Regions from separate parts of the Homo sapiens genome. Here regions 2, 3, 4 and 5 are each linked to region 1. Evidence: chromatin loops called from intact Hi-C (ENCODE). Cell type or tissue: heart right ventricle. All regions are shown on one strand. Region 1 overlaps SPATA9 (spermatogenesis associated 9). Region 2 has its middle 11 kb from the start of RHOBTB3. Region 3 overlaps RHOBTB3 (Rho related BTB domain containing 3). Region 4 overlaps LOC124901029 (a long non-coding RNA gene). Region 5 overlaps RHOBTB3 (Rho related BTB domain containing 3).

Region 1 (5,000 bases):
CTCATATTAGTTCCAGATGGATTATAAATCTAAACGTGAAAGGTAAACTAACAAAGCTTCTAGAATACAACAGGAGAATATTTTCATGACCTTAGGTGTAAGTCAAGATTCTCTTTGACACAGAAAGCACGTAAGATAAAGGAAAAGATTAATAAATTGGATGACATTAAAATTATGATATGCTTTTATTTATTTTAAGACTGGATCTCACTATTTTGCCCAAGCTGGTCTCAAACTCCTGGGCTCAAGGTATCCTCCTGCTTCAGCCTCCCCCGTCAGCCTCCTGAGTAGCAGGGATTATAGGCACACACCACCATGCCTGGCTAAGAATTTCTTCCTTAAAAGACATTATTAAAAGAATGAAAAGGCAAGTCACGGAGTAAGAGAAGAAATTTGTCCATATATAATCAAAAAAGGACAGGCTCCTAGAATATGTTTTTTAAAGTAAAAATCAAAAATTGTTTTAAGAAAGACATCTCTCAATAGAAAAGCAAGAAGAGATTTTAACAGAAATTAACAAAGAGGATATCCAAATGTCCAACTAATATATGCAGAGGTACTCAATCTCATTAATAGCCAAGGAGATGCAAATTAAAACCACAATGTGATGCAAATTAAAACCACAATGTGATTATACTACATGCCCACAAAAATGGCTAAAATGGAAAAGATTGACAATACTGTCAGTAATGATGTGGAGCAACTTGGACTTAAAACTGAGATTTGTGTTAATTGTTAAAAAACCATTTTAGAAAACTCTTTGGCAATATCTACTAGGTATCAGCACATGCATACCTTATGGCCTAGCAGTTTCACCAAAAGATATGTACAGGAATATTTATAGCAACCTTATTCATAGTAGCCAAAATGAAATAATCCAAATGTCCATCAGCAGTAGAATGGATAAATAAATGTTGATACAGTCAATCAGTTGAATACTACACAGCAGTGAAAATGAACAAACTACTGCTACAGGCAGTGAATGATCTTAAAACAGTGTTGGGCAAAAGACAAACACAAAAGAATACATACTATATGACTTTATTTATATAGAATTCAAGCAGTCAAACTATCAGTAGTATTACAAGTCAAAATAGTGATATCCTGTATAGGAAAGGGTAGTGATTGTGAGGGGCAAGAAAGAGGCTTCTGGAATTATGGTAATGTTTTGTTTCTTGACCTGGGTAGTATAGAGCTTAATAGATTTTGTGATAATTCATTAAGCTGTACACTTTCCTTTTTGTGTGTTACAGTTTTTTTAAGTGGCTATTAATAGAAAATAAAACCCTTATAATTAAAAAATCTTTTATATTTTTCTCATGCACAGCACTTGTAATCCAAAATACACTAATACCTGCGTTCCCCAAAGTGAGAAACCCCAAATGTTAGAATACTGAACTTTAGCCAACCATGGTACAATGGCTGAAAAAAACAACTGTAGCTAAATAACAGTAAAACTAAAAATTCTTGACCAAAAATATTCAAGTGGTAATAAACTTTATGAAAATAAAATTTTAGTTATTTAAGCAAACTGGGTTTTGGTGGATTGACCTGGCTCATCAGAAAAGGAAATTTTTAATATAAAATTGTTTTGTGTAACGAGACTGTGAATGGTAACATTAAATATTGTACAGTATACTATTGCACAGTATTATTAACATTACACAAAATAAGTAGATTTATTTCTAGATTCTAATAATTTTCTTAACTTACCAAATAAATTAGTGCTGCATATGAAGCATATATTATGCTAGTTAAAGCAGTCTTTGCTGGAAAGGAGATGATTTCAAACAAAGAACCCTTTCTGACCTGCAAAAACAGAAAAGATTTTCTTAATAAACAAACATTTTCAGTGTTTCAATGTCATATTGTACAATGTTACTGTAAAATGAGAATTTATTTTTTTCTAAAGAAAGTCATCTACTTTAGAGCTATCTGGGCTTTTTCACATTGTGAAAATTATTTTTCCTTTTTTAACAAGAAGACAGTTTCTTGTGCTAATCAAAACCTGTGACAAATCTATAAAAATCTTGCATTTCTGCGATCTAAATGACTAATTTTTGCCAATTACCAACTGTGCACACTAGGAGGTGCTGCTGTGCATATTAGAAAAACAGTCTTTCCTTTGTTAAAATTCATGTAATCATTCTTTACTAATTATTCACAACCTCAATTAAGTAAACAGCAATCAAAATAATAAGCTTTTCCTAGAGATTAATGACCTGCTTGGAAATGTTAATCATGAGACTGCTGAAGGCGAGCATTAACCTTAGATGATCATTAAGCTTCAGAAAATGTTCTGTGCTCATATGCAACAGGCTCTTATGAAACACAGAGAAGTTTAACACCAATAATGAAGTTGCCTCTCCTGTGTTTCTAGTTTCTGGCAGTAGGTGTACCGGCCTGAAACATATCAGCTTAACATACTTAGTTATACTGTCTCATGGGCCACCTTTGTTGCCTTGAGCAGGGTATGAAATGAGGACTTTAGGAAATACATTCCCTTTCCATTCAGCAGTGAAGTGACAGTTAGCCAGGCTCCTCTGAAGTAAGAGCCAAGCAACTTAATGGCTTCGATGAACTTCCAAAAGGTACAGGCTGTAGCTGATAAAATCATATAAATGCATGGTAAAAACATGCACATAATGTTCATTAGACAACGTTCATTAAAGAGTTATAACATTGAAAAAACTAAAACAATGATCGTTGATTAAAGAGTTATAACATTGAAAAAACTAAAACAATGATTCCAGAATAGTTAGGAAAATTATGTTATATCCACTCAGTGGTATATTATGCAATCTTTTTATTTTTTCAAACCTTTTATGTATTTTTAATTGACACATTGTAATGGTACATATTTAAGGAGTACAATTTGATGTTCCCATAGAAGTCTATGTTATATAATGATCCAATCAGGGTAGTTAGCATCTGTATCACATTGTGCATTTATCATTTCTTTGTGGTGAGAACATTAAAAGATCCTCTCTTCTAGCTATTTTGTAATACATAATATTTTACTGTTAACCGTAGTCACCCTACTGCGCAGTAGAACACCAGAATTTATTCTGCCTATCTAATTGTAATTTTGTACCCATTTAACAACCTCTCACCATCCTTCCCTTTTCCCCTTTCCCTACCTAGTCTCTGGTAACCACTGTTCTCCTCTCTGCTTCTATGTACCAACTTTTTGTTGTTGTAGTTGTTAAAATTTCACGTGTGGGTGAGATCATGTGGTACTTGTCTTTCTGTGCCTGGCTTATTTCATTTAATGTGATCTCCAGATTCATCCTTGCCATCACAAATGACAGAATTCTTTTTAATGGTTAAATAGTATTCAATTGTGTATATAAACCACATTTTCTTTATCCATTCACCTGTGGTTGGACACGTAGGTTGATTCTATATCCAGGCTATTGTGAATAGTATGCAGCCTTTTAAAAGGTATTTCTGGGCCGGACACAGTGGCTCACACCTGTAATCCCAGCCCTTTGGGAGACCAAGGCAGGTGGATCACCTGAGGTCAGGAGACCAGCCTGATCAACATGGTGAAACCCCATCTCTACTAAAAATACAAAAATTAGCCAGGCCTGGTGGCGCATGCCTGTAATCCCAGCTACTTGGGAGGCTGAGGCAGGACAATCGCTTGAATCTGGGAGGCAGAGGTTGCAGTGAGCTGAAATCATGCCATTGCACTCCAGCCTGGGCAACAAGAGCAAAACTCCATCTCAAAATAAATAAATAAAAGGTACTTCTGAAGAACACGTGATAACTTTTTGTTGAACGAACACTTACATGGCACTGTCTACCAGGTCCTGTTCAATGTACTTTATAAGTATTCACATTTAATTCTTAAAACAATCCTATGAAGTTGGTATTATTATTATCCTCATTCCACAACTGGAAAGCAGAAAAAAGAAAAGTAGGCAACTTGCCCCTGGTAATATAGCTGATAAGTAGCAAAGTGAGGTTTAAACTGGAAATAGTACTCCAGGGCCCAAGTTGTTAACCTGATCATTAAGCTACGCTGCCTTGGGATACACTACTGCTCATGAAGAGTGGTAAAGGACTGCATTACAGGGATGGACTCTGGAGTAAATAGATGTAGTTAATTTCTAGCCCCAGAGTTCTTGAGTAATGAAATCTTGGACAAATTAATTCTTTCCTCTAAGCTTTGTTTCCCTCATCTCCAAATTGAGAATAATAGCTAATGTTTATCTCATAGATTTGCTGTAAAAATAAGAAAATGCTTGTAAAATTTTTAGTAAAATGTCTGTGCATGGGTAGTATTAAGGGACATTAATAGTCCCTTATTAGAGAGGGAATATTAATAATAGTAATAATAATAGAGAAAGATCAAGGTTCAAAATAGTAAGCATAACAAGTATGATTGATTCCATTTATATAACATACAAAAACAAGCCAAACTATGCTGTTGGAAGAAAAGGAAACAATTATCCTAGCAAGGGTGAGAATTAGTGACTGTAAGGCAGCAGCATCATGAGATTTCTTGAGTGCTGCTTACCAAGATGTGTTCAATCTATGAAAATTTATGGAGCTATACACTTAATTTGTGCACTATTCTGTATACTTCAGTATAAAGCTTAAAAATTCTACATCCCATGTTTTTATGATTAAACACAATTAACATTGCATAGAAAGAAGTTTGGACAGAAATGCACCAAAAGTTTAATTGCTGTTATGATTTAGTTATGTGGCTTTGTATAGTTAACATTTGTAGAACACTCATTACATGCTAGGTTCTATTCTACTGGCTTTCCTTGCATTCTCTCATTTTATCCTCTAACAAACCTATGAAATAAGAACACAGGTTCAGAGAAATTAAATTCTTTCTTGTTTTCTATATTTTCTATGTTAGGTTGAAAGTACATATGGTATTTTGTAAATGAAATTATTAAAATATGTGTACATCCTGTTCTAGTATGCTCAGTGTTCGCTTAGTGCTGCCACTACTGAATGCAGAACAAAAATGCCCACTG
Region 2 (5,000 bases), 55 kb after region 1:
CTAGCTTCCCAGTGGATGGAGCAGGATGGAGAAGAGGAAGAACGGGCCTGGAGGGACAAACAAAGGGTTAAAAGAAAAGGTGAGGAATCATTATAATAAAATTCAGGATGGTGGTTGTCTCTAGAAGGGTGAGAAGATTGATTTAGAAGGGACATATAGGATGGGGTTATTTCCTTGATCTAAATGACAGTTAAGCAGGTATTTGGTTTATAGTTATTCATTAAACTATACATTTATGTTTTATGCCTTTTGTATATTTTGTAATTTAAAAGTTTAAAGAAGAAAACAATGCTGAGCAACTAAGAACTTATAAAATATTTGAATGGTAAGTGGTAAATAATTTTCCAGGTGAGCAATTTTGTAGCATTTAAAACCAGTTAGCTTTAAACACTAGAAAGTATGTTATGGACCATTATACAAGTCTTAACAAGTGAAAAAGTTAAATAAACCTGAACTAAAAGATACTTTCCCTCTTTTTTTTTCTTTTAAAAAAAGTTGCTTCTAGCCGTATGGGGAAGAAAGAATAATAGCTAGAGACTTGCATATGTTTAAATGCTAACAGCAAGAGCAGTAGAGAGATAAGAGTTGAAGACAGGGGAGAAGAAAGGGGAAGTAGATGCAGTACAGTCCCTGCAAGTTAAAAGGTCTACACAAGGCACTATCAGAGGGATCAGCCTGAAATCAGATAAGGCATTCTTATTGAATTTTGACTGGAGGAAAAAGTAAAGAACGGATGTGGCTACATGCAAATTTGTTAGCTAATTGTGGGAAGCTGAGGGAAGTTCCCCAGCTGATGCCTCCGTTTTCTCTGACAGAAAACATGAGACTGAGGGAAGAGATATCCAAGTTAGAGACAGGGGTAAGTGAGAAGACTGGAACCACTTTGGAGAGCCAGGCAATACCAAATGCTCAATTGAAGTTGGAGGCCATGAATTTATAGTGCCATCAATATGCACTATTTTGAGATTTTCTACAGCAATATTTTACAACCCAGATATGGGAATCGAAAAATCACACACTAAGGTTGATCCAGGGTTGGGGTTTTAGACTGAAAAGCAATAGAATGGGGCTATGAGAACAGACAAGAGATGCAGCATGAAATCTCAGTTGGATAGGGAAGAAAACGAAGACAGAAGAGGTCTAGCAGAGAGGGAGAAAGCAGGAGGATCAAGAGTTAGGAGGTCCCAGGAGAGCACAAGCAGGGAACAACTGGATGATGGAAACAGGGTAGAAGGCTGCTTGTCCAAGTTGTTGGATAACTGAATGTGTTGTTTTAGATGTGGAGCTGTTGTAGGCAGTGATATTATCTAGGATTTGCCCATGGTAAGGAGGTATAAAGTGGAGGGGAGGTGAAGGTCATCATGGAAAAAGGGGCTGAGATGTTGAGGAGTTCATGAAGACATTGAGATCATAGAGAACATGGACATATCTGGGGTCGAGAGAAAGACAGAGGCTAGATACTGAGCATTTAATGAACAATGTGTGTGTTGAGGTTCCGGAATGAGGTTAGGTGGTTGACTGGGAGGTTGCTAAATGACAGCAACTGGAGAGAGACAGACGGGAGTATAGTAAATGTCTTCCTTGAATCTCAGAAGAACAGAAGTGCTTCAGGAGGATGAAAGAGTAATTAACTGACTCTCCCTCTCTACCCAGATTGGAATTCCAGAAGGTGAACTAGAAAGATTCCGCAGGAAGCAAAGCATGGGTAAACCTAGATGGGTAAACCTAGATGGCCAAGATAAGTTACAGCTGGGCCTGTAATAAGGATATCAGGGAATGGGGCAAGTTAGGTTAAACTGGCTCTAAAATTTTCAAGAATTCATTTTAGTAATACCCTGATACTGGGTAGTGAGCAGTATTGGTCTAGCTCTGGAGATTCCAAGTTTTTACATCACTACTTGATATGAGAATCTAATAGTAAAAAACATATATACATTACATGCAATTATTTGCATACCTGTTCAGAGAGTTATAAGATTTCTTTGAACCATATTCAGAGACTGGCTTTGTGACTGTGGCTCTTCGATGATCCTTGTAGTTAATGCCATCATGCAGATAGGTCACCAATCTTTCCTAAATGGCTGAACCTGCCAATCAGAAGAGAAAATTTTAGAAAATTGGTCAAGGCATAAATTGGCTTAATGCAGTTTGCTCTGGAAATGATATCTCTCTGTGATAACTCGGTGTTGGTATAGTTCTAATAAAAGTGTTTATAGACACAAAACATCCTTGGGATCAAAATGACCTGTACTCCAGGTGCTTAAAAAATGTCTGTTGAACTGAAAAGATAATAATGGGCTTCCCATGTAGACTTTCCTATAAGGGAAGACAGTGTTTGCTACCTATTATAAGTTTCTACCCCTTTAATAGTCGAGAGTCTCATTACAAATGAGCAAATTAGTATTCTAGTTTACACATTGGCCTCTTGTGCATTGGATTGAGACAAACCTAGTCCCCTGAGTGTGATCAACCCTGGGCACCTTGACAAAATAAAGTTTCTGGACTTGCAAAACTGAAGAATGAGCCTTGGATAATGTGACTTAAGAGGCAATGTCATCCTGAGGCCAGCCTGAGCAGCCCAGCTGGCCTCTCCCCATGACATTTCTAGCTCAGTTGTTTAGAATAGTGACTCTATTTAGATCAATTCACTTCCTGCAATAAAAATATTTGAGATTATGATGGGGATCATTAGCAAAACGTTGTTGTAATCATAGTTAATGCAAAAGGACTGAGGAATTTATATTAGATCATAGTGAGTTAATAAAATGCACTGGTTGAAAATGTCTCCTAATTCTAGAGTCTAGCATGGAGAGTTACTAATAGTGTACAATTTGTGCCTGTTTGTGGGTGGTGGCCTAGTAACAGACTGTTCCATTTCAAGGCTAAAGCTAATGAGTACTACAATGCTTGTGCTGAAACAAAATGAAGCAAAGTAAACTCTGCTTTTTTTTTTTGGTCTGTTTTGTTTGTATTACATTATACGTCACTGCTTCTTATGTTATACCAGGGCTTCACATTTCTGAGTGTCTCATTCTTTTTGTTCATAGATAGACTCGTAGACTTTTCCCATGATTCTGAAGAGTTAGACATAATAATCAGTAAAAACAGATTTTTGCCAATATGACAAGCATTCTAGTAACGACTGATTATTCTTTTGTTTCTGTTCACCTACAAAAAGAACTGTGCACTAACTTGTTCAACAAAATGTCATTTGTTGCCATATTTTACCGAAGAAAAGGATTTTCTGGCTCTTTAGAATTTAATGGGTTCTTCTTATGATTTGTCAGTTTCTATGGTGGTAAACCAAAGTATATAAAAGAAAAGTCACAGTCTAAACATGACACATCCCTTAATTTTACCCGGTGGTAATTAATCCTTATTTTTATATTAAATCAATAAGGATACACTATGACTTAAAGGCAAAAAACCTTGGCAAGATTTTGAAGAAATCTGGGCTTGCACTGCACTATTTACGTTGCAGCCTGAATGAGATTTTAGGGATGGGAATAGTGGAGGCTTTTTTCAGGTATCTCTAACTTAGTGGAGAAGTTTGAAAAGCTCTGCTTGCCACTGAAATTAGTCCAGAAGGATCTTTGCTTGGCTGTCCGTACTTATCACATCACTGAGAAAGGTCTAAGTGTCTTTTAATGTAGATGGAGAGTGTCCTTGTCCTACCCAGGTCCTAGAACTGGAGGGAGCTGGTAACACAAGAACATGCTGAAGATGAACATTGAAAACACTCCTTCATTAGCAGAAACAGAATGGGCCTTGTCGGAGTTGTGACAGTTACTGACTGGGCAGGGGGTTTGGATCTGGCTAAATATAGCCAGGGGAAAGAAACTAGTAGTATAGCTGGAAAGATGGTAATGATTACACAAATGCATATGTTTTAATTTGAAGGTAAAAGAGGAGAGAATATCAATCAGAGATATTACTGAGGTCCCAGCTTAATATTTTAAATATTTAAGGAGCTCTAAAGAGGAATATCTGATTCTACTGAGAGCATTAAAAAAAAAAAAAAAGGAACATGAAGATCAGAATAAGTAAGAATGTGTCCAAGGGAATCTCAGGAGAGAGTAATCAGCAGGAAAAAAACAGAAAGTGAAAAAATGTCTGTAAGATAAGCCAAAATTGTTAAATGTTTCAGCTAGGTGATCTATTAGAATGCCAAAAGGACTATTCATGAGGGGTAGAACTGCCAACCTAATATATAATGGCATTAGCAGGGCTTTTCTCAAAAAAGGAAAAATCTCTAAGAAAATTTTGATTACTATTAACTGTAAAATCATTTTTAACTGTAGACAGGATTATAGAGTGAGAAGTGAAAAGTTATAAACAAGTTGAGAAAAATGAGGACCAAATGTATTGTGTGAGGGCAGATGAGGTCAGGGGAAATGATCTGTGATAGCTTCTGAATAAAAAAGGAGAACATTTCTAAGCATATTTGTAAAACGTGCCAGCTGGGATAGTACCCAATGGATGGCCATAGCAGAGATGCATGTAAACAACACAGCAAGCAAAGGGAGTGCAGGAGATGGGGAAGGCTTTTAGTACAGTTAAAACATGAGCCAAATTATAGCAATACTGAACAAAATCTATTTTTTAATATATTAGAGTTTGTTGGAAAGAAGATATACCAGCAAAGTATTATACCACTTAACTCTAACATACTGTATTTCTGTATGATTACAAATGGAAAACTTCCAAAAAATTATGCATAACTGCATAATACACAATCAATGGTGCTTGATAATAATACTTGTATTTATTTATATACATCCCTGGGGGTGGTATTTTATAATGTAAAAGAGGTTTTTTTTTTGAGATGGAGTCTCGCTCTGTCACCTGGGCTGCAGTTCAGTGGCGTGACCTCGGCTCACGCAACCTCCGCCTCCTGGGTTCAAGCAATTCTCCTGCCTCAGCCTCCCAAGTAGCTGGGACTACAGGCTCCCGCCACCATGCCCGGCTAATTTTTGTATTTTTAGTAGAGGCAGGGTTTC
Region 3 (5,000 bases), 110 kb after region 1:
TGCTCAGTATACACCTTTGGTTGTCATTGCTGAAGATGTTGATGGAGAAGCTCTATGAACCTTCCTTTTGAATAGGCTAAAAGCTGGTCCTCAGGTTATAGCAGTAAAAGCTCCAGGTTTGTTGACAATAGAAAGAACCAGCTTAAAGATATGGCTCTTGCTGTTGGTGGTGCAGTGTTTGGAGAAGGGGGTAGGCCTCATAACACAGGAAAAGTTGGAGAGGTCATTGGGACCAAAGGTGATGCTATGCTCTTTAAAGGAAATGGTGACAAGTCTTGAATTGAAAATTGTATTCAAGAAATCATTGAGCAGTTAGATATCACAGCTAGTGAATATGAAAAGGGAAAAGTGAATGAATGGCAAAACTTTAAAATGGAGTAGCTGTGCTGAAGGTTGGTGTAACAAGTGATGTCAAAACTAATGAAAAGAAAGACAGAGTTACAGATGCCCTTAATGCTATAAGAGCTGCTACTGAAGAAGACATCATTCTGGGATGGGGTTGTGCCTTGCTTCAGTTCATTCCAGCCTTGGACTCATTAACTCCAACTAATAAAAATAAAAAATTGGTATAGAAATTATTAAAAGAATATTCAACATTCTGGCAGTGACCACTGCTAAGAATGCAGGTGTTGAAGGATCTTTGGTAGTTACAACAATTGTGCAGCGTTCCTCAGAAGTTGGTTATGAGCTATGGTTGGGGGTTTTGTGAATATGGTGGAAGAGGAATCATTGGCCCAACGAAGGATGTGAGAACTGCTTTATTAGATGCTGCTTGGGTGGCTTCTCCATTAATTACAGCAGAAGTCACAGAAATTCCTAAAGAAGAGAAGGACCCTGGAATGGGTGCGGTAGGTGGGATGGGAGGTGGCATTTCTGATTCCTAGAATAGGGCTTGACATTTATTAATGAACGGTGATAGGAAGCTCAAGGCAGTATTTCTCACCAGTAACTACAGAGAAGTCATTTGAAGAAAATGACTGAAGAAAATGCTGGGTGATGTTTTTAAAAAATCACTACAACCATCAGTTACTGATTTCAGCTGACAATAAATAGCAGTTTACTGCTGTCATTGTCCATGCCTACAAATAATTTATTTTGTATTTTTGAAAAAAAAAAACATTTTTACATTCCTGATACTGGGTGAAAGAGCCACGTACCCATGTACTGCTTTAAGCTTAAATCACTGAGGCATTTTTACTACTATGCTGTTAAAGTCAGGATTTTAGTGCTTGCTAACAGCAGATGAGAAGTTAAGAAGCAGCTTTTCTGTGGAGAGTAAGAATAATTGTGTACAAAGTAGAGGAATACCCAATTATGTGACAACCTTTATGTAATACAGATTTGTTTAAAGTTAAAAAAGAATGAATTGTCAGATACCTTCAGTTAGGCAAGAAAGATCGAAGGAGCTGTTTTCCAGTGAAAATCTGAGTAGAACTTTAGATGGGCAATTACTAAAAGGAAGATATAATCTAATTTAATAGTAGAATTGTGTAGCAGCGAACAATAGTCATTTACTTTTAAAAATATTTCCTCAGAAAGATGCACATTACTTTTAACTTTGGTCATCTGCCAAGACAGGGAAATGGAAACTTTCCAATGTACCTTCCGACAAGCCACGGCCAGCCCTGTGTGCAGTGTGAGCCTGGGACGCTGAAAGTAGGGCAGCAAGAGTGACCTTGAGATACAGAAAAACAACTGGGAAAAAAGCTAACAAGAGGACACAGACTTTATATCATGCTTTCGTCATTTTAGAGAGACCTATAACTGGCTCTAAGCCCCTTATATGATCACACCTTGATTTATTTGTTGCCTAAATAAAGATCCAAAGTGTCTATCTAAAGACAACTTTCATAAATTACTCATTATAGGTAGGACACGCCTAGTCAGGGATAAAGCTCCTGGTGATTACAGAATTCTCTCATTAGCTTCTAGGAGAAAACTGTCTGTTGATGAAGACATTTACTAAAAGTGTTTGGTACGCTCTATCCATACCAGAGAAACACAGGAATAGATAATTTTGTACAATCATCTAAGAAGCTTCTCATTTCAACAGAAAAGACTACATCCATTGTTAAGAAGAAATATGATTGGTAAATTAAAAAATATTTCCACCTTTCTAAAATTAGCTTTTAAAAAAAAAGTCTAGTTTATGGAGATCGAATCAGTTTCTGCATTCTGAAAGAAGGAGAATGATGCCGCTGGAGATGGCTGAATGCTGTCTTCCAGATGACTTCCTGGCACTGGGGTCACCTGTGATTTAGGGTTGATTGGACTCACACTGAGCAGACTCTGCAAGATGGAGATAAGGTGGGGGCAAACCATTCCAGTGACCATTATAACAACCTAGGGCACTGCTTTTCATAACCAGAAAAAGAATTGGTAATCTGAAGGTTATATGGTGAACATATGAGAGTAGTGTCTAGTGGTGTTTGATCCAGGGCCTGGTGAGTTCTGGTAGATGTCTTCCGTCCTATAACATAGTGTTGTATTAACCAGACCAAGCATCTCTGATCTTCCTGGATGTTCTAGCTACTGGTTCCATGGCCAGGGCTGACCAGTCTCTTAACATTTGCACAGTATTTGATACAAATTAGGTACAGCATACTCGATTAGGTATTTACTTCCTAGGTCATGAGTATGTTTTAGACCTTTGTCTGCTCTTTTTTTTTAACCTAGGTCCTCTTGATTGGAGTTTCGGATGTTCCCAAACCCCTCAGTCATCCCCTAAGACTCTGGAATTTTGGGTTATTCTCTAAATGACTAATCTCATTCTTTGTGTGTGTGCTTTAGAAGTTTAACTGTGAGAAGGAAGGCATAATTCCTGGTCGCAGGAGGAAACTTAAAATTTCCACTAATAAAGGATCTATGTTGTTACATTGCTGTGTCTCCTACAGTCCCTAGAACTGTGACTTGCCTTTAATAAATGGCTATTGGTAGTAAGATTAATCATCCTAAACTTGGGAATCCACCACTGAAGCATAAATGTGCTTGAAGAAGACTTTGCCTTGTAATAAACTTGTGAAATGAAAGAGGGTCCATCTCTTTGCCAGCGATGTTCATTTTGCAGCATAGTTTGAGAGCAATCTTTTTCAAGTAAATTGAATATGAATGCCTGGCCCCATCATACATTAATGAATTAGGGGTTGTCTCCCATCCCCACCTTTTCTCTTTTGCTGTGTTATAAAATAGCTACCAAATTTGCTTATAATTTGCATAGGAGGCATTGGTATCAAACATTATGTTAGCATAACTCACTGAAAAGATTTTCGAAGGGAATATGTAGCACATGAAAATATATGTCATATTAAAAAAGAGAGATAAGCAGTGATGTGGTGAATCCTTGCTCCTCCTAATGGCGTGCTTTTCTTCCATGATTCTACCTACTGTAGGCACCTGCTCCCCTTTCACCCTTTATGCAGGGCTGGGGTCAGGAAGGGCTGGCTGGATGTCTGTGCTGATGATGTGCAGCAACTGCTGTGGTGCTCTTCATTGCTTCCCTAGCTCTAAAACCAAGTCTTCTTAGGAGTCAGAAGCAAGGAACAGCAGGAATGGTGGAGGCAGGATCTGGGAGCAGCTTCTCTAAGGCCAGCTATAGGCAAGGCACACCAGCTCCTGAGAGTTGGGGAGGGGAGCTGTAGGCAGCAGCAGCAGTGTCATTTCCTCAGGATGGGCCCCAGTTCCAGCCTTGGCTTTGCGTCTTGACCAGTGTGTCTGTGGGCAAGTCACCTGACATTTCTTGTCTTCAAGTCTCATTTGTGAAGTGAAGAGGGTGACGAACCACACAGATAACAAGAGGTTCTTTTTAGTGTTAAGAGTTATGTAACTAATAGCCATCCCTCTTTGATTCTTCTTGCACTACTTGCAGGGTAGCAGTGAGAAAACTAAGAAGAAATTTTGAGTTAGAAGTTGAGTGAATTCTTGTTCCTTTCATGGCTAAAATATGTGACCACCAGCCCACTGAATGAAATGGAGCGTGTTTGAATTTGCCTCACTGTGGTCACTCTGGAAGCAGGCTCAGCTTACCAGGGCCATTTCTCTGATGTACCTTTGGAATTCTTCCAAAATGTATAGGGAGAAGTAGAAAAACCAGAGGCATTCTGAGTGAGGAAATAAGCAGATGACTCAGCAAATCACCAATCTACTTCATCTCCTTGAATAGCAAATAGTTGAATTTCATGAAGAAACTTTAATTTTTTCTGATTATGAAAGTCATATACAATTGTTTTAACCAAGTGTGCACAGAATGATCACACTTATAGAAAATGTCTGTTTTGTTCATAAGTGAATTAAAAAGGTCAGGAAAGATATATTCCATATTATGAACATTTTTTTTAGAAAATGAAATGGGCATGATGATTAGAAAAATGTTGTAAGTGCTCATTGTAGGACAGTCAGATAATATATAAAGATGCAAAAAATAAAAAATAAAAATCACCCATAATCCTATGCCCTAATAACAATCACAGTTTGATTTTGGCATAATTTCCCTCAAGTCAGTTTTCCTCTGCTTAGAAAAAGGGGTTGGGAAAATAGATACTGTCTACTCAATTGTGTGTCTTTTATTTTTAAACTTATGTCTTAAGCACTTTACACTGGATTAGAATCCCCTTGTTAACATTTTTAATGTCATTATATGGCTATATCCTATTTTCTTACTGTAGGTGTAAATTTAGGTATCTCCTTTATTTTCATTATTAGAAATAACAGCTGCATTGAAGATTTAATGTAAATATCTCACTCTGAAATTAGCATTATGTCCTTGGAATAGATTCCTTGTCAAAGAATAGGAACATCTGTAAGACATCATAAATGCTATGAAATTGTATATGTCCAGAAACATTGTACTAATTTACATTCCCATTGGCAGTGTATGAAAGTGCTTGTTTTCATACAAACAAATCCTTGTCAGCATTAAGTATGCTTATATCTTAATTTTTCTTGCAAATTTGATACAACTGTATGTTTTTAATGTTCTAGTCTAGAATCAAGAAGTTCAGACT
Region 4 (5,000 bases), 180 kb after region 1:
CCATTCTGAGAAACAGTAGGAAATAACTTTGTTAAAAGATGGAGAAGAGTCATCTGGACAATGGAAATTAGTATTCTATTACCTTTCAAGTTTGATGAGTATGGGTTTGGGGTTTAGTAAGTAGTAAATATGGTTTGCATGTCTGTGTCTCTGGCAAGAGGATATATATCTCTGAATAGAACTTGGTCAGCAAATATAAACTGCCTTTAGGTTCATATAGTTTGACAAACATGCTTTTCTAACCTGTGGGTCAGATGGAGATGTGGTTCTTTCTTGTTCCCTGCAGACACCCTGGTCTCCCTTTGTATTAGTCCATTTTCACACTGCTATAAAGAATACCTGAGACTGGGTAATTTATTAAAAAAAAAGAGGTTTAATTGATTCACAGTTGAGCATGGCTGGAGAGGCTGCAGGAAACTTACAATCATGGTGAAAGGCAAAGGGGGAAGCAAGGCGTGTCTTACATGGTGGGAGGAGAGAGAGAGACAGCAAGGGAAGGGGACGTGCTACATTTTTAAACCATCAGATCTCATAAGAACTCTCTCACTATCACAAGAACAGCATGGGGGAAACCACGCCCATGATCCAATCACCTCCCACTGGTTCCTCCCTCAACACTTAGGGATTATAATTCAAGATGAGATTTGGATGGGGACAGAAAGCCAAACCATATCACCCTTCTTCTACATATCCAAAATGTTCCCTACCTTTTCAATTCAAGCCATGTGTGAGATTGGGAAAGTTCTCAATGTGCTTCAGTGATCTTATCTGTAAAATGAGCAGCTTGGACTAGATCAATGGTTCCAACTTTAAAAAAAGGAGTAGAATTCTTTGTTCAAACAGAACTTACACTGAACCCCCATAAATAAACAGATAAAACTGTTGCTATTAAAATGTGGGTGGGACCTGGAAGCCTCCTTGGTTGGCCTCAAGGATGGCTCTTGAGGTACCTTCATGAGCCTTTAAGACTCAGATGAACAGCCAGGCCTGGTGGTTCATGCCTGTAATCCCGGCACTTTGGGAGGCCATGGAGGGCGGCTGACCTGAGGTCAGGAGTTCGAGACCAGCCTGGCCAACTTGGCAAAACCTAGTCTCTACTAAAAATACAAAAATTAGCCAGGTGTGGTGGCGGGCACCTGTAGTCCCAGCTACTCAGGAGGCTGAGGCAGGAGAATCTCTTGAACTCGGGAGGTAGAGGTTGCAGTGAGCCGAGATTGCACCACTTCACTCCAGCCTGGGCAACAGAGAGAGACTCCATCTCAAAAAAAAGACTCAGATGAACTATTTCAGAGCCTCAGACCAGATGTTCTCCAAGATCTTTTCCATCTCCCAACATTGCAGTCCTGTTTTTAAGTGCCACATCTTCTGTGAAGCCTTTTTAATACCCTGACTCATGCAGATTGCTTCTTTTTCTGTGCCACTTAGCGTTTGTGACTATGCACACACACTGCCCGTGTTTGTACACTGAACCACGTATGGAGATTGTCTTTCTTTGAAGCTTGTACCTCTATGCATTTCTTTTGGAAACTGACTCAAAACTGACTAGTAAGGTACAGAATGTAACTGAAAGAACTCAGGAAATGGGGAGATAAATTTTGTTCACAGTCCAGGGAAAGGTCTGCCCTCCTGGGGCAAGTCGCCTGTGCTGGCATATGGTGAGCTGCTAGCCCAAAGCAAATAAAATCTGGATAGATATGAAGCATGGGTACCAGGCACAGATGGGCGGCACAGACCTAAGGTCCCCATAATTGGTCCGTCTCCCAGATCTTTTTTTCCTGGTGCTCGTGTTGGCCAAGCTGTGGTAGTTGGAAGGCCATGGAAGATGTTTGCATAGCCTCACCTTTCAGCGTCACTGGGCCAGCCACTGCAGTAGATGGTTAGGTTACTACTAAAGACACCATCAGGGGGAAAAGCCTGGGCTTGTCTCTACTACCCCACCTGCCTTAGTTGTTTTCTTTCCACTGTGGGTCGAGTTCTGCTTTCCTGAATAGCGGGCTTTTTTACTGTCATCCTCAGTCTGGGGTTATGTGTAAACTTTAGGGAGCTTAGAAACATACCTCACACTGGATGTGATTTTTGCAAGACCAGCCATGTTCAGTGGGACCTACCCTAGGGCAGTATGTAGTGAACAGATTCTGGAGGCTCAGGAAGAGACATTATGGCTGGAGCACCACCTAGTGGCAGTGAAGAACAGTGCATGTGATGAACCAATGATCTTCCCAGTGAAGTGTAAATGGGTAAATATTAAGTTAAATCGCTTTCAGAGATTCCCTTTCTCCAAAAACAATCCCATTTAAAATATGCTTTAAAGCAAAAACTATACTGGACATAATTTTTAGTCTTTTACTAATTATTCCAAATATATCAGTGTCATCATAATGAAGACTTATTATAGAGTTCTCAGTGATAAGATGCTTAATATTAGCCTGTAAATGATTGCTATCATTTACAAGAGGAATTAGGAGAAAGAATGTGGCTAATTCAGTGGAAACTCACTTCTGAAAATTATTCAGTTTGCCACAGATCTTTTGGAATATTGAATCTTAGAATCTTTGTGTTGTGAAAAGTCTCAAGGATACACTAGCCCTGTGCTGAACATTTTCTTAGCCATGGAACTCTTTCTTCTAATAAAATCTTATTCTGCCACCTGTATTACCTTCAAACCCTTAGAATGGTCAACAAGGGAAGCCATGCAGTTGTCTATATGTTCGAATTTGAGGTACATATGAGGTATAGCTTATGCTGTGGTCATACTGAGCTTTTCCACAAACCTAATAAAACATATCCAAAAAATTATCACCACTAAAGGAGTCATCTTCAGAGGCAGTACTTTTATGCCAATATAACCACCACTGATCAAGACAATTTGGGGACTTCTCTTTTAAAATTGCCTTTGTATTAGTTTATACTGGTGACATGAAAATCATATTACATTACTTTGGGTCCTACTTGTTTGGAACAAAAAACTGCATTACACAGCTCAGTCGACTTTCTTAATTATCAAATTGATCCGATATCCTCTATTTCTCAAAACTAAATCTTTCCAAAAGGTAAGAAGATGATGGTCATGGATTTTGCAGTACATCTCTGTGCCTCTCAAACTCTGGGAGATGATTTACCCTTGAAAGAGCTCAAGGTGATGACCTTTAAATGGTTTGCAGATACAAGGAGAGAGACAGATGGGCAAAGAAGTGCAGTTCATTTTCGATTAGAAAATATTCCTCTAATTTCTAATTAGAAAAGTTTTAAAGTGATGTAGAAGGTAAGACTAGGGTGAGTGGGGGTAATGAGAATGAGAAAGTCTTTAACAGGGGGACTGTTAAAAGACTCACTCCTTCAGGATGGCTTTGGTATAATGTGTATGATTGTAGAGACAGACTTGGTTCCTACGACAACAGATGTAAAAAAAAAAGAGGCAAATATTCCTATTTTTTTCATAAAATATCCAACATTTCACAGCAGTTTGCAAAGGTTAAAGTCGGATCTCAAGTTAAAACTGGTGTGTAGCCATAATACTAATCATACACAGTACTCTTTGTTCATTTAATTTAGTTGAAATTAAAAACAACTTTATAAGTATAATTTTAATAATGAATTATTTTAAATAGGCAACATACATATCAACAATTGGTTTTGAATCTGTGCTTGCTGGCTGAGAAGAGGGGTTAAGAGTGTGAGCTCTGACTTCCCAGGATTGAATTCTAGCTTGACCTTGGGCAAATCACATAGTATTTCAGTGCCTTAGTCTCCAGCTCTGGAAAATGAGGATGATAATAATTGCACCCCCTTAAAAAGTTGTTGTGAGGAATGTAAAAGAACATTTTCTCCTTACAGGAGCATTTCTCAAGGATGGATCATAACTGACTATTGTGTGTCTCAAGGTTGGCTCCAAACCAGCAGAAGCTGAATAAAGAACTGTGAACTTGGAATGACTGTGGGACGCTAGGCTCTTACTGGTCCTAACTGAAGACTTTTTCCCAACAGCGAGCAATGGGGCTTCTTTTAACCAACTCTATTTACAACCTTAGATTCATTCCGTTCTTTGCAAAGTACTGGATTTCAACACTTAATTAGCAATAACCACATGAACCTACCCTGGCAAGCCCTTTAACAACTCTGAATTTTCCCTCTCAGTGAGCTACTACTTAATTCAGTAAATTTCTCCCTATCCTGTATTCCTGTGGCTAGCAAGTCAATAGACTCAGCTTTTATTTTATTTTGAGTTGGAGTCTCGCTCTGTCATTCAGGCTAGAGTGCAGTAGCTTCATTTTGGCTCACTGCAACCTCTGCCTCCCGGGTTCAAGCGATTCTCTTGCCTCAGCCTCCTGGGTAGCTGGGACTACAGGCATGTGCCACCATGCCCAGCTAATTTCTGCATTTCTAGTGGAGATGGGGTTTCACCATGTTGGCCAGGCTGGTCTTGAACTCCTCACCTCAAGTGATCCACCGGCCTCGGCCTCCCAAAGTGCTGGGATTACAGGCATGAGCCAGTGCTCCTGACCTCAACTTTTAATTTTTATCTATCGATCTAGTCTATTATTACCCGCTACTTACCTACCCATCCATCCATTCATCCATCCATCCATCTGCCCATCCTTTTTTTTGTTTATTAGCTCTGGTCTTTGTTATATTTGTTGATAGGCCCAAGTAAATTAGTATGTGTAAAACTCACTTAAAACAGTGCTTAGCACATGGTAAGCATAATATGTGATAGCCCTTATGATCTAGTAACTCACCAGTATCTTGTGTGTATTAGAACAATGTGTCTCTGTAATATTTTAATTATATCTCTATAAGAGCATACATAAATGACAATATATAAATCTCAATAACAGAATGTTTCTAACCCAAGTTTTAAGTAATGATATGTGTTCAGGAATACTTCATCTGGCATCTAGGGGAATGGTTGGGAAGATTTTGAGCTTCTCCAGTGGGAAAAAGGCTGGCATATTCAGGTCTAACTTCAGAGTCAAAGTCTTTGAAGTTAATAAATAGTTTTT
Region 5 (5,000 bases), 120 kb after region 1:
AAACCTTACAATTACAAGTCAAATGGCATGACCTGTTTGTATTCTTTATTAACTGCTGTATACAAATACAGCCAGCTTGCTTTAATTATGGAAACTGGTCCTTCCCGGTGGAGGGACACTGTCCCAGTGAGGCGAGGAGGGGAGTGTGCCTGCCAGGAGGTGAGTGTTGACTGGGTGGGAGGGCTTCCCAAGTTACTTCCCTGCTCCTCAGGTAGGTGTGGCTGTGCAAATGGCAGTGCCGAGCAGTAGGCTCAGAGCTGGCAGTGCCAGGTGTTGCCTATAGATCCTGAGTGATTATTGGCTTTGGAAAAAGCCACTGGGCTTAGATGTAACTCTTTTCTTCTTTCCTGAGACAGGAGATGTTGTGCTTGGATTTAAAAGGGATGAAGAACCCAATAATTGTAAATGCTTTAGAGAAGACTATATATCCCTGATGAGTATGAGATTTTAGAGATGTGTGGGTAAACTCTTGGGCAGGGCTGAGTGGCTTGGTTTGGTTGGAGAGTTACTTCCTGGAATGCGACAGCTTTGTCACTCACACTGGCTGTGGTGTCTTCTACGAAAGTAAAAACTGCTCCAAAGCAGAGGTAGCTTTGTCTTCCTCCTCTTTGTGTCTTCAATTCCAAATGCAATGATTGGCACATGCTGATTCTCGGTAATAATCTGTTGAAGTGATCCAGGCTGAACTGAAGGCTGGCAGTGTGTATTCGTGGTTTTCTAAGGTGGTGGAAGTAGAGAGCCCTGGCCACTCACGGCCCTATCCAGCGCTGCCTTTGTGTGGTGCAGCAGTAGCTAGAGAGCCTAGCAAGCTTTTCCTAGAGAGTTAATTCAGTTCGGTGAGTTCAGTGAGCAGTATGGGCTGAGAGAGCCCTCAAAATTCAACGTAGCACTGGCTCTCCCAGCAGCAGGCATTGTTCAGGTGAGACAGAATGGTTGCCTGAGGAAGTAGTGTGCTGGGGAGACTGCAGGGATTAAGGTCATCCTCTTCCAGATTTTCATTAAGTCTGAAATGCTCTCCTTGGCTCCACAAGAGATCCTCTTGCTATTCCTACTGTGGTGTACGGACAGCTTATGGTTTACTTCTTACAGTTTCCTGTTTCAGATAAGGGGAAGCATGGCCAAGATGGTTCTGTGAGTCAGGCCCAGAAGGGTAATGGGGTTGTTTTCTTGGGAGGCACATGGGCACGGGTAGTATTATTAATATTTCAAGCCAATTGGAAAGGATTGATGTTTCATTATAAAAATATGAAGCAAAATACTTCATTTCAGTGTTTCTATTTCTGGAAATACAAACTAAGTAACAAATTGTTGTCTTGACTTGCAAATTGTTGGTTTCAAGGTCAACATCTGAACTTTCTTTATTGCTCCCTTTAAAATTAAGAAGTTTCTGGATTAATGGTAGTTATCACTCCCAAATTCAGATTCTGCATATCAGCCTAGCTGTCCCTAATGTGGTAGTCTAATTAGAAGGAAAATTGCTGGAATAACCCTGCAGGTTTATCTCACTTGTTTCTTGTTTCCCTTTTGAACCTTTCAGGTACGACAGTGCCAGCCCACAGGGCCATCCTGGTGGCCCGTTGTGAAGTGATGGCAGCCATGTTTAATGGTAATTACATGGAAGCAAAGAGTGTCCTGATTCCCGTTTATGGTGTTTCCAAAGAGACTTTCTTGTCATTTTTAGAATACCTGTACACAGACTCCTGCTGCCCAGGTTAGCAATACAAATGTTGATAGTATCTCAGAATTCTTTCTTTCCTTGCCACCCATTTTGTTAAATTGCACTCTGTGGAATCTATTTTCATTTAAGATTTATTAGTTGACATCACGGAATGTACTAAGCAATTAGAGGTGGTGCTGGAACAACAATGAATTTTCATTCAGTTCAAGTGGAAGTGCAGTGATTGGGTGCCTTTTATGGGTCTCCGACGCCGGCACAAGTTCACATGTCCCAGCCAGCACCTACAGCATGGGGATCACTGTAGGCAACTAGAAATGGAGGTGTCTTGTGGTACCCATGGCTACCGTAATTCTAGAGATCGGGGCAGATTGTTACTTGGAGCGCTGTCTCTTCCACAAGAAGAGGAGGGTTGCGCAACTGCTTTGATGTCTGTGACTTCTGATTGGGGCACTTTTAAGGACTTTCAATATTCTGAGACTTTTTTGGTCTTCCTTCTGCCCAGAGGATGTGGGATTTGTAAAGGCCTCCTTCTGACTTCTGCTAAAGTCAGAAACTCCTCAAACTGACTTCTCTGAAAACTTTTCTTGAGATGTTTAGAATACCCAGTGGACTGTAGGATTCATTTCCAAATTCACTGACCAAGGACTATCTTTGACCAGGAACCAAACATCTGTGACAGCTCTAGGTTGGAACAGATCCAGCAGGGTTCTTCTAGCTGGAGGCACTTGAAGAAATAGCAAAATTTTTTCTACAGGCCTGGAGCCTTGCTTGGGATGCTGGCAGGGAAGCCCTCTGTGAGTAGTCTTCAGCCTTTGGCCACCAGATGGCTCCCACCACAAGCACAACTAGATTCGGCCCCGTGGAGCTCAGTTCAGGAGCCTGAGACCTTGATTAGAGAACCTGGTCAGGCACCCTAATAAACATAAAAAGCAAACACACATTTCAAGCCAGACCTCTCTTCAGATTCACTGCTTTAATTTTTAGAATGGAAAGGTTTCTTACACTGGGTATTGAAATAAGTTTTAAACAAGTCATGAGCCCTCTAGTGAAAGATTTTAGAAGTTCAAAAAGAAGCAAATGTATTTGTGTTGATTAAATTAATTCTGGGCTTGCAGCTTTCTGTAGAGTATTTTGGAGCCAGTTGCAGTTGTTTCTGTCAGTGTTAAAGACTGACTTACGGCCAGGTGCCGTAGCTCATGCCTGTAATCTGAGCACTTTGGAAGGCTGAGGTGAGCAGATCACCTGAAGTCAGTTCAAAAACAGCCTGACCAACATGGTGAAACCCCGTCTCTACTAAAAATACAAAAATTAGCTGGGCATGGTGACGTGTGCCTGTAATCCCAGCTACACGGGAGGCAGAGGCAGGAGAATCGCTTGAACCTGTGAGGCAGAGGTTGCAGTGAGCCAAGATGGCGCCACCACACTCAAGCTTGGGTGACCGAGTGAGACTCCGTCTCAAAAAAAGACTTAGTATTTTTGCCTAATAAAAATGAAAGCATTTGTTCTTTTTGGAAATAAAGCTTATTGTTTATTATTTCATTGTTGGCAAATCTGTATATTAAATTTACAAATTGACCAGATTTGGAGTAATAGGAAAATTTGATTTTCAGTCATCCTCTCACTCAAGTAATTGAAGCTGCTAATATTAAGTTTTACCTTGCTAATTAGAAAATATTACAGAGGAAAGCAGTAATAATGATAGGATTTTTAAAAATTGGCAAAAGTGTGTTAGGGAAAAATGAGTCAAAATGAATAATCAAAAAGTTAAGCCAGATACTGGAATCTGTGCATTGGGAAGATCACAGAAGACAGGTAATGTTATTATGTTAAATATTCACCATACACAGTGTTCTTGGTTCCATAGCTACAAAAGAATGTAAGAATGTAAGGAGGGATAAGAACGAGAATTACATGAAAAACCAGATTTCTAGGGAAGTATTGAAAAAACCCCCAGCCAAATTGGGTGGTTGCCAGGGGCTGGGGAAAGGGGGAAACAGGGAGTTAGTGTTTATTGGGTACAGAGTTTCAGTTTGGGAAGAAGAAACATGTTCTGGAGATGGTGGTGGTGATGACTGCACAGCAGTGTGAATGTACTTCATGCCAATGAATCATATACTTAAAAGTGGTTAAAATGGGCCGGATGTGGCGGCTCATGCCTGTAATCCCAGCACTTTGGAAGGCCGAGGCAGGTGGATCACAAGGTCAGGAGATCGAGACCATCCTGGCTAACACGGTGAAACCCCGTCTTTACAAAAAATACAAAAAAAATTAGCCGGGCGTGGTGGTGGGCGCCTGTGCTCCCAGCTCCTCAGGAGGCTGAGGCAGGAGAATGGCGTGAACCCAGGAGGAGGAGCTTGCAGTGAGCCAAGATCGCACCACTGCATTCCAGCCTGGACGACAGAGTGAGACTCCATCTCAAAAAAAAAAAAAAAAAAAAAAAAAGGTTAAAATGGTAAATTTCATGTTATGTTTATTTTATCATAATAAAAACAAAACAACAAACCAACCAACCAACCTGAAGACTAATGTCAAGAAAAAAAAATGGCAAGGATCTAGTTTAGCTAACGGAAAGATTTACCAGATAGTCCTGGAATTAATTTTTAAGGGCAATTATAGAATCACCTTTTCTGAAGAATTAAAAAAAAATAGATTCACTTCTGAGTATGAAGGCTTGGATTCTTTTTATTTTTACTTTTTTATTTTATTTATTTATTTTTATTTTATTTTATTTTTATTTTTATTTTTTTGAGATGGAGTATTGCTCTATTGCCCAGGCTGCAGTGCAGTGGCATGATCTCCGCTCACTGCAACCTTCGCCTCCCAGGTTTTAGTGATTTTCCTGCCTCAGCCTCCCCAGTAGCTGGGACTACAGGCGCCCGCCACCACACCTGGCTAATTTTTTTTTATTTTTAGTAGAGATGAGGTTTCACCATGTCCGCCAGGATGGACTTGATTTCTTGACCTCGTGATCCGCCCACCTCGGCCTCCCCAAGTGCTGGGATTACAGGTGTGAGCCACTGCGCCGGCCCTTCTTTTTAAAATGGAATAATAGGCCGGGTGTGATGGCTCACATCTGTTATCCCAGCACTTTGGGAGGCCAAAGTAGGAGGATCATTTGAGCTCAGGAGTTCAAGACCAGCCTGGGCAACATAGTGAGACCTGTCTCTACAAAAAAAAAAAAAAAAAAAAAAAAGAAGAAGAAGAAAGGAAAGAAAAAAAAGATAAAATGGAATAAAAGTGCAGAATGCTGACTCCCTCGAGGCTTTTCCTAACCATTCTATTCTATGGTGGATGCTACGGTCAGCATGTTTTTTTAATTGTT

What was found. Peaks named below come from ENCODE experiments on the same cell type or tissue, not always from the same donor. Only the 100,000 strongest peaks of a DNase experiment are listed, where the experiment ranks them.
Region 2: a loop joins it to region 1, with 2.8 times the contacts of the local background. A loop is called at or near these places in 24 of 110 quality-filtered maps.
Region 3: it touches region 1 in a loop (4-fold over the local background); 59 of 110 quality-filtered maps call a loop at or near these places.
Region 4: it touches region 1 in a loop (11-fold over the local background); 72 of 110 quality-filtered maps call a loop at or near these places.
Region 5: a loop joins it to region 1, with 3 times the contacts of the local background. A loop is called at or near these places in 58 of 110 quality-filtered maps.

The regions. Positions count from the first base shown.
Region 1 is chr5:95,662,240-95,667,239 of GRCh38, forward strand. It overlaps SPATA9 (spermatogenesis associated 9), which reads right to left. Exons shown (of 5, transcript NM_031952.4): 4 at 1,714-1,809. Among named protein-coding and RNA genes, the nearest start is that of RFESD, 18 kb to the left of the region's middle. In heart right ventricle, a CTCF peak has its summit at 2,083; no DNase peak of the experiment used is centred here; H3K4me3 peaks cover 489 bases; H3K27ac peaks cover 460 bases.
Region 2 is chr5:95,717,687-95,722,686 of GRCh38, forward strand. It overlaps a transcript of SPATA9 not described here and a transcript of RHOBTB3 not described here. Among named protein-coding and RNA genes, the nearest start is that of RHOBTB3, 11 kb to the right of the region's middle. In heart right ventricle, no CTCF peak of the experiment used is centred here; a DNase peak (open chromatin) is centred at 2,523; H3K27ac peaks cover 596 bases.
Region 3 is chr5:95,769,829-95,774,828 of GRCh38, forward strand. All of the region lies in intron 8 of RHOBTB3 (Rho related BTB domain containing 3), which reads left to right. It also overlaps the pseudogene HSPD1P11. Among named protein-coding and RNA genes, the nearest start is that of RHOBTB3, 41 kb to the left of the region's middle. In heart right ventricle, no CTCF peak of the experiment used is centred here; no DNase peak of the experiment used is centred here; H3K27ac peaks cover 2,148 bases.
Region 4 is chr5:95,845,007-95,850,006 of GRCh38, forward strand. All of the region lies in intron 1 of LOC124901029 (a long non-coding RNA gene), which reads right to left. LOC102724720 (a long non-coding RNA gene) reads left to right here. Exons shown (of 3, transcript NR_157807.1): 3 at 3,835-4,851. Among named protein-coding and RNA genes, the nearest start is that of LINC01554, 4.7 kb to the right of the region's middle. RefSeq lists an enhancer at 2,058-2,107. In heart right ventricle, CTCF peaks have their summits at 2,176 (motif pointing left) and 2,376; a DNase peak (open chromatin) is centred at 2,155.
Region 5 is chr5:95,778,715-95,783,714 of GRCh38, forward strand. It overlaps RHOBTB3 (Rho related BTB domain containing 3), which reads left to right. Exons shown (of 12, transcript NM_014899.4): 9 at 1,538-1,711. Among named protein-coding and RNA genes, the nearest start is that of GLRX, 42 kb to the right of the region's middle. RefSeq lists an enhancer at 2,531-2,580. In heart right ventricle, no CTCF peak of the experiment used is centred here; a DNase peak (open chromatin) is centred at 2,497; H3K27ac peaks cover 3,235 bases.